Linked DNA regions of Homo sapiens: region 1 is linked to region 2. A link is an interaction called in ENCODE POLR2A ChIA-PET data of the cell type or tissue named here. Cell type or tissue: HCT116. All regions are shown on one strand. Region 1 has its middle 2.6 kb from the start of EPX. Region 2 overlaps LPO (lactoperoxidase).

The links. Peaks named below come from ENCODE experiments on the same cell type or tissue, not always from the same donor. Only the 100,000 strongest peaks of a DNase experiment are listed, where the experiment ranks them.
Region 1: POLR2A ChIA-PET joins it to region 2 with 6 read pairs; 2 of 35 experiments call an interaction of 5 or more read pairs at or near these places.

What each region holds. Positions count from the first base shown.
Region 1 is chr17:58,187,603-58,192,602 of GRCh38, reverse strand. No RefSeq gene overlaps it. Among named protein-coding and RNA genes, the nearest start is that of EPX, 2.6 kb to the left of the region's middle. In HCT116, no CTCF peak of the experiment used is centred here; a DNase peak (open chromatin) is centred at 2,592.
Region 2 is chr17:58,252,729-58,257,728 of GRCh38, reverse strand. It overlaps LPO (lactoperoxidase), which reads right to left. Exons shown (of 13, transcript NM_006151.3): 9 at 2,758-2,918. Among named protein-coding and RNA genes, the nearest start is that of LPO, 17 kb to the right of the region's middle. In HCT116, a CTCF peak has its summit at 2,665 (motif pointing right); a DNase peak (open chromatin) is centred at 2,718.

The DNA.
Region 1 (5,000 bases), 65 kb after region 2:
TTTGAGACTGAAACCCCCCACCCCACCTCCTACCAGCCTGGGGACATTCTTCCTGCCTACCCTTCACTCCATCCCTACCCTCTACTACCAAGCCCACTGATGCACTTCTCCCAGGGCCCAGAGCAGCACCTGGGACACAGGTGTCGCTCAATGGATATTTGTTGGCTGACAGGAGCGGTGCACCTCAGTCGCCACCGCCTGGCTGCATGGCCTTGGGCAAGCCACTTTCCCTCTCCAGGCCTCAGTTTTCACATCCCTAGAATGAGAGTTGGGCCAGATGATTGGAAGGGTGCCTCTCCTCCTGCAACAGGGCAGAAACTGAATCTGCCTTACTGTTATACACACCCCCCATACCCAGCTCAAAGCCCAGCATTTAGTATGTGCTTAGCAGGTGTTTGTTGAGTGAATGAATGATCTGTGATGAATGATTTGGCCCCTCTCCTTATCCCCTAGCCCTACTCACTCCCTCCAAGGTGCCAGGGAGAGTGTGAGGCTGTGACTGAGGCAGGGCCTGGCAGTGAAATCCCTCATGGGGCCATTTTGGGGACATGGCGAGATGTCACAGGTAAAACACCCAGCCCAGTGAGCTGCTGCAGAGCCTAAAAGTAAGCGCCCGCCATGGGCTTTATTCTCTTGGAGTTTCTTAGGTGCCAATCAGTAGTAGGTTTACTCTGAGAAGTAGATTTCAATTATGAGTTCCTATTGGGCTTGGTGAGAAGTAGCTTCTTTAGAGGCAGTGTGCTGCACCAGGGTCTGATTGGCCTGGATTGAATCCAGCCCTGTCACTAGCTTCGTGACCTTGGGTGAGCCTCCATTTCCACCTTAAGTGCGCCTCCATTTCCACCTTAAGTGCAGAGTGCATCCCAGTCGGCCTTCTGCCAGGGCCCACCCTCTCTGCACCTAAGCCTTCCTCCTGTAGTTCCCTGCCCTGGATGAGCCAGGTTCATCCTTTGCCTCTGACCTCATCCCGGCTGCCTGGAGAGCACATGCTCATCCCTGAGACAGTTCCAGAGTCACCACCACTGTGGCCAGCAGCCTGCGTGTCCTCGCCCCTTCTTCAGGAGGACACGTCCATTCCTTCTTCAGTGTGGACCCCGTGCCTGCTCCAGACTCCCAGGGAGGCTGTTCCAAGTGTCCTTTCTCCTCCCCCACCCCCACACCCTACCGAAACCCTGCCCGGTGCCTTCCACAGCCTCCTCCTCCCACAGCAATGTTACCAGCCCAACCGTTGCTCTTGAAACAACCACCTCTCTTCGGCAACCCCTTTCACAAGCTCCAGTTGATGGCCTGAGCCCTCCTAATCTTATCTCCTTATCTTTAGCGGAGGCCCCTCTCCTGTGACGGGGGGCCTGGGTAGAAGTCACTGTGTAGGAGCTGAAAGCACACTGGGTTCCTTGATGCTGACCCACTGAGTGACTGGGTAAATCACACCCCTCCATGGACCTGTTTCCAAACCTGTGAGATGGGGACAGGGAGCCTCATGGAGGAGAGAGATTATATAAATCACACAGCACTCCTCAGCTGTGTGTCACCTCCCGGCCCTCAGGGAGCCAGGTGCTCCCCGGGTGGAGCCAGGTGGAATGCATGTACCCCAGGTTGGAGCTGGATGGGGTGTATGTACCACAGCTTGGAGCCAGGGTGGGGTGTATATAACCCAGGTTGGAGTTGGAGTAGGGTGTATGTACCCTAGGTTGGAGCCAGGGTGGGGTGTATGTACCATAGCTTGGAGCCAGAGTAGGGTGTATGTAACCCAGGTTGGAGTTGGGGTGGGCTGTATGTACCCTAGGTTGGAGGCAGGGTGGGGTGCATGTACCCCAGGTTGGAGTTGGGGTGGGGTGTATGTAACCCAGGATAGAATTGGGGTGGGATGTATGTACCCCAGGTTGGAGTTGGAGTGGGGTGTATATACCCCAGGTAGGAGTCGGGGTGGGGCGTATGTACCCCTGGTTGGAGTTGGGGTGGGATGTATGTACTCCAGGTTGGAGCTGGGGTATGGTGTATGTAACCCAGGATAGAATTGGAGTGGGATGTATGTACCGCAGGTTGGAGCTGGGATGGGATGCATATACTCCAGGTTGGAGTTGGGGTGGGGTGTATGTAACCCAGGTTGGAGCCAGGATGGGGTGCATGTATCCTGGATTGCTGTACTTCCAGGGTCCCCAGCACTCAGAGTGAGCTCTGCTCTCCCTGCAGAGGGTACTCTAGTTCTTCAACAATAGTGAGCAGTGCAAGGGTTTCTCCACAGCCATGGGCTGCCGTGGGTTATTGGGACAAGCCTGAGACAGAAACCTAGGCTCTAAGCCCAGCCCTGCCATGGTGGCTGATCTCTTGGGGATTTGGACCTATTGGTTGCTCGGGGTGGTGATGAGAGCCTGCTGCCTGGCTCTCCTGGACTCTGGCTCTGGATGTCTCCTTAGCCTACTTTCTGCCACGTTTCCCCCACAGGACCCTGCCCCTAGGCTCCAATCATCCTAACCTTCCACATATAACCCCCACCTTTTCTCTCCTTCCAAGCAGCTCCTAATTCTGCCGGAAGCTTCCTCTTCCTAGCAGGTCCCTCTGGGAAGCCATTTCTGAGTCACCCCACAAGCTGGGCTTGGTGCCATAGCCACAGCACTTAGCAGGCGGGAGCTCCTTGAGAGCAGTACAGGGAGGTGGCTACAAGCTGAACTTGGTCCCCATTCTAGCACCGTCATCCACTTGGGCAGGCTCCTCAACCTCTGAGCCCACCTCCTCACTGTCAGATGGAGGTCATTCCTAGTCTACCTCGCAGACATCATTCCTGACACATAGCAGGCGCTCAACAGTGTTGTTGAACATACCTTGTTTTTCTGCCCTATTGTTGCTTCCTTTATTGAGGTCCCTTGAGGCTGTCTGTCAAAGGCAGCAATTGCCATTGGCCTGAAGGGTGGAGGCAGTGAGTGCAAGGGATTTGCAGACCCTTCAGGGCTGGGCGCCTGGAAGGGAGGCCTCCAAGTTTAGGGCTGTTCAGACCGAGGCTCTCCAAGCACTCCTCCTCATGTCAGAGTGGGCGTGCCAGATACGGGGCCACTGGAGACGGAGTGAACGTGATGAAGTGACAGAGACCTCTCTAGCCCCTCTCCAGGGGCTTTCCAGCCTGGACCCCACCCACCCTCTCCAGCTCTGGCCCCCACTATGGGGCAGGTGACATGCAGGGTGCTCGCCATGTCTCACAGTGGTCCACGTCGACATCTGCTTTTTCCTCCCTCTGGTCAGGGCCAACCACATGCAGGGACAAGAAGAGGAGTGTAGGCAAGGGCCCCCTGCCCTCTGTGTCCCCCTCGTGGGCTTTTCATCGTGCCCACTGGGATTTCATTGGCAAGATTTTCCTTAGCATTAAGTGTTGTGCAGTAGCAACCTGGAGTATCTGACACTGGAAATATACACACACACACACACACACACACACACACACGTACACACACACACACACACACATATATATATATAGAGAGAGAGAGAGAGTCTTGCTGTGTCACACAGGCTGAGTGCAGTGGCGCAATCTTGGCTCACTGCAATCTCTGCCTCCTGGGTTGAAGTGGTTCTCCTGCCTCAGCCTCCCAAGTAGCTAGGACTACAGGCACCCCCCACCATGCCCAGCTAATTTTTGTATTTTTAGTAGAGATGGGTTTTCGCCATGTTGGCCAGGCTGGTCTCAAACTCCTGACCTCAGGCAATCTGCCTGCCTCGGCCTCCCAAAGTGCTGGGGTAACAGGTGTGAACCACTGCACCTGGCCTGGGAACAGATTATTTTTTGATACCCCCTCCTCTACACAACAAAATAATTTTTAGTAATACTCGTTAAATGAAGCAAGTCATAATAATGGCCAACAAAGAAATATGTAAAAGTTCTCTTTTAGTGAATTTTATGTATAATCATGCCAGTAGAGACATAACAAAATAAACAAATAAATAATATACAAAAGAAAAGTATAATGAATTAATACTTTTAAATTACATGAATGCATTTTAAATAAAGGGGAAATCTACATACATATTTGTAGTTTTAATATTTAATATGTCATTACATTTTCTGTCTTCTTGATCCATTCATTAGTTTTAAAATGAACAATTACAAACTTAGAAGAATAAATTAGATCTTAAAGTAATTATTCAAATTCAGTACAATATTTCATGTATGAAGTAAAATTTGCACTTAAAAATCAAGTTCTGTCTCCTCATCTTTACAATCACTGTGCTATCATTGTTTATATCGAACGAGCTGTTTAAATGCAAGAATCTACAGTGCTAACAGGGGCAGGAGGCGCACGTTGCACCAAAGACCGCTCAGAGGAATCTGAGCCATCAGCCCATCCTCAGAGGGAACATACTCAGCCAAGCGAGCCACTGTATGACTGGGAATTCTCCCAACCAACTTCCACATGGAAGACAGTGCTTCTTAAAGGATAAGCAATAAAAGTGCATTAACTTGAAGCTTCCACATATTACTAAGCCCAATGGTAATCACAGCAATGGTTTAGAATCTAGACCAACACAAGATTTCTTTGGGGAGCAGGATTTGAGCTCTGAAATTATGTAAACTTGCCCCTGCATGGTGATCATCGTAAGCAGCCTGACCTTTTATCTGTGTTGTTATTTCTTGTAAACTTCCTATAGATGACGAACCCCTTATTTTCTGCCCTGGAACGGGTGGCTTCCTCTGCCCTGTCCTTGGTACTGGCATTTGTCCCGTCTAATTACCTTTGCTAAGTGACAAGTTGGGAGGCTTTCGTGTCCTTCCATACCCTTGCCCCACCCCGCCTTCAACACACTCTGGTTTCCCAGGGAGAGGGAAGAGGAGAGCACTGGAGGTAGAGAAGGAATTGCTCATGGGTGTCCTGGGATGAGCCCAGCCCGTCCAGGGTCCTAGTGGGCAGGGTCACAGTCTGTGGGGTCTATTCATGATATTCCTTCAGCAGCAGTACAGGGAACTCCAAATCCTTCCATGGCTTCCTAGGCCCTGGAGGACTTCTCCAGCC
Region 2 (5,000 bases):
ATGGAGAACAGTTTGGAGATTCCTCAGAAAACTAAAAATTGAGCTGCCATATGATCCAGCAATCTCACTACTGGGTGTATACCCAAAAGAAATAAAATCAGTATATCAAAGAGATATCCGCACTCTTACATTTGTTACAGCACTGTTTACAATAGCTAAGATTTGAAAGCAACTTGTGTCCATCAACAGATGAATGGATAAAGAAAATGTGATACATATACACAATGGTGTACTATTCAGCCATAAAAAAGAATGAAATCTAGTCAATTGTAACAACATGGATGGAAGTGGAAATCATTATGTTACGTGAAATATGCCAGGCAGAGAAAGACAAACATGGCATGTTCTCACTTATTTGTGGGATTTAAATATCAAAACAATTGAACTCATGGACATAGAAAGTAGAAAGATGGTTACCAGATCCCTGGAAGGGTAATGAGGGGCTGTGGGGGGCGGAGGTGGAGATGGTTGGTGGGTACCAAAAAATAGAATGATGGCCAGGCGCGGTGGCTCATGTCTGTAATCTCAGCATTTTGGGAGGCCAAGGTGGGTGGACCGCTTAAGGTCAGGAGTTTGAGACCAGCCTGGCCAACACGGTGAAACCCTATCTCTACTAAAAATACAAAAATCAGCAGGACGTGGTGGCAGGTGCCTGAAACCCCAGCTACTCAGGAGGCTGAGGAAGCCTGGGCAACAGAGCAAGACTCTATCTCAAAAAAAAAAAAAAAAAAAAAAAAAGAGTAAGACCTACTATTTGATAGCACAACAGGGTGACTATAGTTAATAATAATTTAACTTAATTGTGCATTTTCAAATAACTTAAGAGTGTAACTGGATTGTTTGCAACTCAATGTATAAATGCTTGAGAGGATGGATACCTCATTCTTTTTTTTTTTTTTTTTGAAAGGGAGTCTCACTCTGTTGCCCAGGCTGGAGTGCAGTGGTGTGATCCTGGCTCACTGCAACCTCCGCCTCCTACCTCCACCTCCTGGGTTCAAGCGATTCTCCTGCCTCATCCTCCCGAGTAGCTGGGACTACAGGCGCATGCCACCACACCCAGCTAATTTTTGTATTTTTAGTAGAGACAAGGTTTCACCATGTTGGCCGGGATGGTCTCGATCTCTTGACCTTATGATCTGCTCACCTCAGCCTCCCAAAGTGCTGGGATTACAGGCATGAGCCACTGTGCCCAGCAGGATACCTCATTCTTCACGATGTGCTTATTTCACATTGTATGCCCTTATCAAGCCATCTAATGTACCCCATACATATAGGCGCCTACTATGTACCCACAAAATTAAAAAATTAAAAAAAAAAAAAACACCTAAAAATGGACTTACCATGTGACCTAGCAATTGCACTCTTAGGCATGTATCTCAAACAAATAAACATTTCTTTTCATGCAGAAACTTATGTTTGAATGATTGTAGTAGCTTTATTCATAATAATCTAAAACTGGAAACTATCCAAATGCCCTTCAAAAGTTGAATGGTTAAACAAATTGTAGTTCATTCATACCATGGAATACTACTCAGCAACAAAAAGGAATGAAATATTTATATACACAACAGCATGGATGAGCCTCAAAGATATTATGCTTAATGAAAAAAGCCCATCTCGGATACATGTTGCATAATTCCATGTATATAACATCTGTGAAATAACATAGAGATGGAGAACTGATCAGGGCTTGTCAGGGGTTAGGGATATAGGGGTGAGGGTGGATGTGGCTATGAAGAGATAGCATGAGGGAGTTTTAGGGGACAGTACGGTTAAGAGTCTTTATTGTGGTAGTACTTGAAGCTACATCTGTGATAAAACTGCATAGAGCTATGCAGACACATACACACACACAGTTGATTGCATTTATAACTGGTGAGATCTGAGTAAGCTCTATGGTTTATATCATTGTTAACTTCCTGGTTTTGCCAGTGTATCTTGGTTATGTAAGACATTAGCACTTACATGCTAATGTAAGGAGGAGACTGGGTGAGGGGTGCATGGGACCTCCTTGTACATTTTTAAAAATTTCCTGTACAATTCTTAGAATCTAATAATCTGCAGGGAGGGAGGCCCAAGAGCCCTGCCACTGGGGCCCGCCTGGCTCCCACTCCTGGCTCTGCCCTCTGCTCGGTGCTGCGCCTCCAGCTACCTTCTCTGTTCCCAAACCTCTGCTTCCCCCGGCCTCTCTGCTGCTTCTCTCCTGTTGTCTCATCCTTTGAAACCCCCCTCCTATTGCAATATATTAGAATCTATAATTATTTCAAAATAAAATGTTTAAAAAATATGTGCATGGTTAATATCAACACATCAACCTTTGTAAATCTCTTCTAGTTAGTTGATCAGCCAATCAACAGTATCCGCTGAGTATGCCCATGAGATGGGCGTAGATGTAGACAATTAAAAAGGAAGAGAATCAAATCAAAATAACCCAAATCACTGCGATGTAGCAGTCCCGGGAGTGAAGGAGCCTACAGTCCCAGTAATGGCACCCAGGCAGGCACACTGAAGGGACCAACGCACAAGTGACTTTCCAACACTCCAAATCCAGAGATTCATTTTGAGACAGAGAAGCTGAAGAAATGAAAGGAAGGGGATTTCAAAGAATGAGACAACAAGAGAGAAGCAGCAGAGGGGCCGGGGGAAACGGAGGTGTGGGAACAGAGGAGAGAGCCTGAGGCACAGCAGCCAGCAGAGGGCAGAGCCAGGAGTGGGAGCCAGGTGGGACCAGGTGACAGTGCTCCTGGGACTCCCTACCTGCACGAAGGCTCCCAGGATTTTCCGGGCTTCCTGGTAGAGCTTCTCTCCATCCCACTGAGGGTTGAGTCTCTTTAGTTCTCTGGCCAGCCGGTTATGCTCGCGGAGAAAGAGGGTGTGGGATGTGGCCAGCAGAATATGCTCTGAGGCTCGAGAATCTCCTGAAAGCCCAGAAGGCAGGAAGGTAGATTCTCCCTAACAGCCCCAGGACCCAGTAACCTGCACAAAGAAATGATGGTGCCCCACAGGACCGCGCCCCGCCCCCCCCGCCCCGTCAACAAGCCCTACTTCCCGTCAGGTGAATAGGGATGGGGAGGGGGTACTGAATCATAGGTTTGACTCTCAGTTCTATATACACACTTTTTAGCTGTGTGACCTTGGACAAGTTACTTAACACTTCTGAGCCTCGGTCTCCTTACCTATGAAAATGAGAATAAAGCCTATCACAGCACTGTGACAAAGGCTAGTGGTGACAAACTACACAGTAACATTTTGCTAATTATAACCCAACCGCCTTCTAGGAAGGGGAGCTTCGAATGAATGAGGAGCTTTTTACTTCACAGAGCAAATTTGAAGGTTTTAGGAATGCGGGTTTGAGGTGAGGAGCTTGGGTAAGGCTGAGTTCCTCTGGGTAATAAAGGGAGAATAATCTGGAGATGGGGGTCTGTAGTGGGAGGGAGAGAGGAGTAACGATGGGGGAACAGTTAAATGGCCAAAGACCAGGTGTCTCATAAGGGGATAAAGGACTTCTCCCTGTGCCCTCTAATCTTTAGGAGAGTCTATCTATCTATCTATCTATCTATCTATCTATCTATCTATATATCTATATATCTATATATCTATCATCATCTATCTATCTATCTGGACAGTCTTGCTCTGTTGCCCAGGCTGGAGTGCAATGGCATTATCTTGGCTAACTGAAGCCTCAACCTCGTGGGCTCAAGTGATCCTCCTGTTTCAGCCTCCAGAGTAGCTGGGACTACAGGCATGTGCCACCATGTGTTGCTAGTTTTTAAATTTTTTGTAGAGACAGGGGTCTTGCTATGTTGCCCAGGCTGTTCTCGAACTTGTGGCCTCAAGCAATCCTCCCACCTAAGCCTCCCAAAGTGTTGGGATTACAGGCATGAGCCACTGCACCAGGCCAGGAAATCTATTTAAAATTGTAAATTCTTGGTGTGAGTGCATATTTTTATGAAAAACAAGAAAGAACTCGGTTTTGTGTCTGGATTGCTGTGGGATATATGTGAACACAAAATCCAAAAGATCTATAAAGGTATCTTGGCCTAAGAGCTGGCCTTCTGCAATGTCAGGGTGGCCAGGGGGTTTGTCCAAAGAGAGAGGATGTTTGAGGGTGGGATGGCCTCTAGAAGCCGGAGACAGAGAGGACCAGGAGGGCACCTGGAATGAACAGAATTAGCAGGGCTTTGGTCGTGCACAGGCTGAATGGAATGGGGATTTTGTCCCCAGGTTATAAAAAGCTTTAAAAATATACATTCCTCTTCATCTAGAACTTCCTCTTCTGGGAAATTAGCTTAATAAATGTATTAAAAATGAGAACAAAGATTTATCAATGAAGATGTTCATTACCTAAACAACAGCAACAAAACACAGGAAAACTTGAAATAACTAAATTCCCCCAAGTAGGATTGAGAAAATAAATGATGGTAATATGTGTCATGAAATACCAGGCAGCCATTAAAAATCACGTCATAGAAGAACAGTTAATGGCATGGAGTAAATTAAGTGAAGACATCAGGTTTTGGAGCATTATTTATAGTAAGACCCGATTATGTAAAACAATGTAGAACTGTATCTGTGATAGAAAAAATACTGGAAAATAAGCATGAAAATGTTAACGATGATTATTGGTGGGTAGTGGGATTGTGTGAATTTTCTTTTTCTTTTCTTTTCTTTCTTTCTTTCTTTTTTTTTTTTTTTTTTTTTTTTTTGAGATGGAGTCTTGCTTTGTTGCCCAGGCTGGAGTGCAGTGGCGTGATCTCGGCTCACTGCAACCTCCGCCTCCTGGGTTCAGGTGATTCTTCTACCTCAGCCTCCAGAGTAGCTGGGACTACAGGGGTGTGCCACCACGCCCGGCTAATTTTTTGTGTTTTTAGAAGAGACGGGGTTTCACCATGTTAGCCAGGATGGTCTCGATCTCGTGACCTCATGATCTGCCTGCCTCGGCCTCCCAAAGTGCTGGGATTACAGGCGTGAGCCACCAAGCCTGGCACTTTCTTTTTATT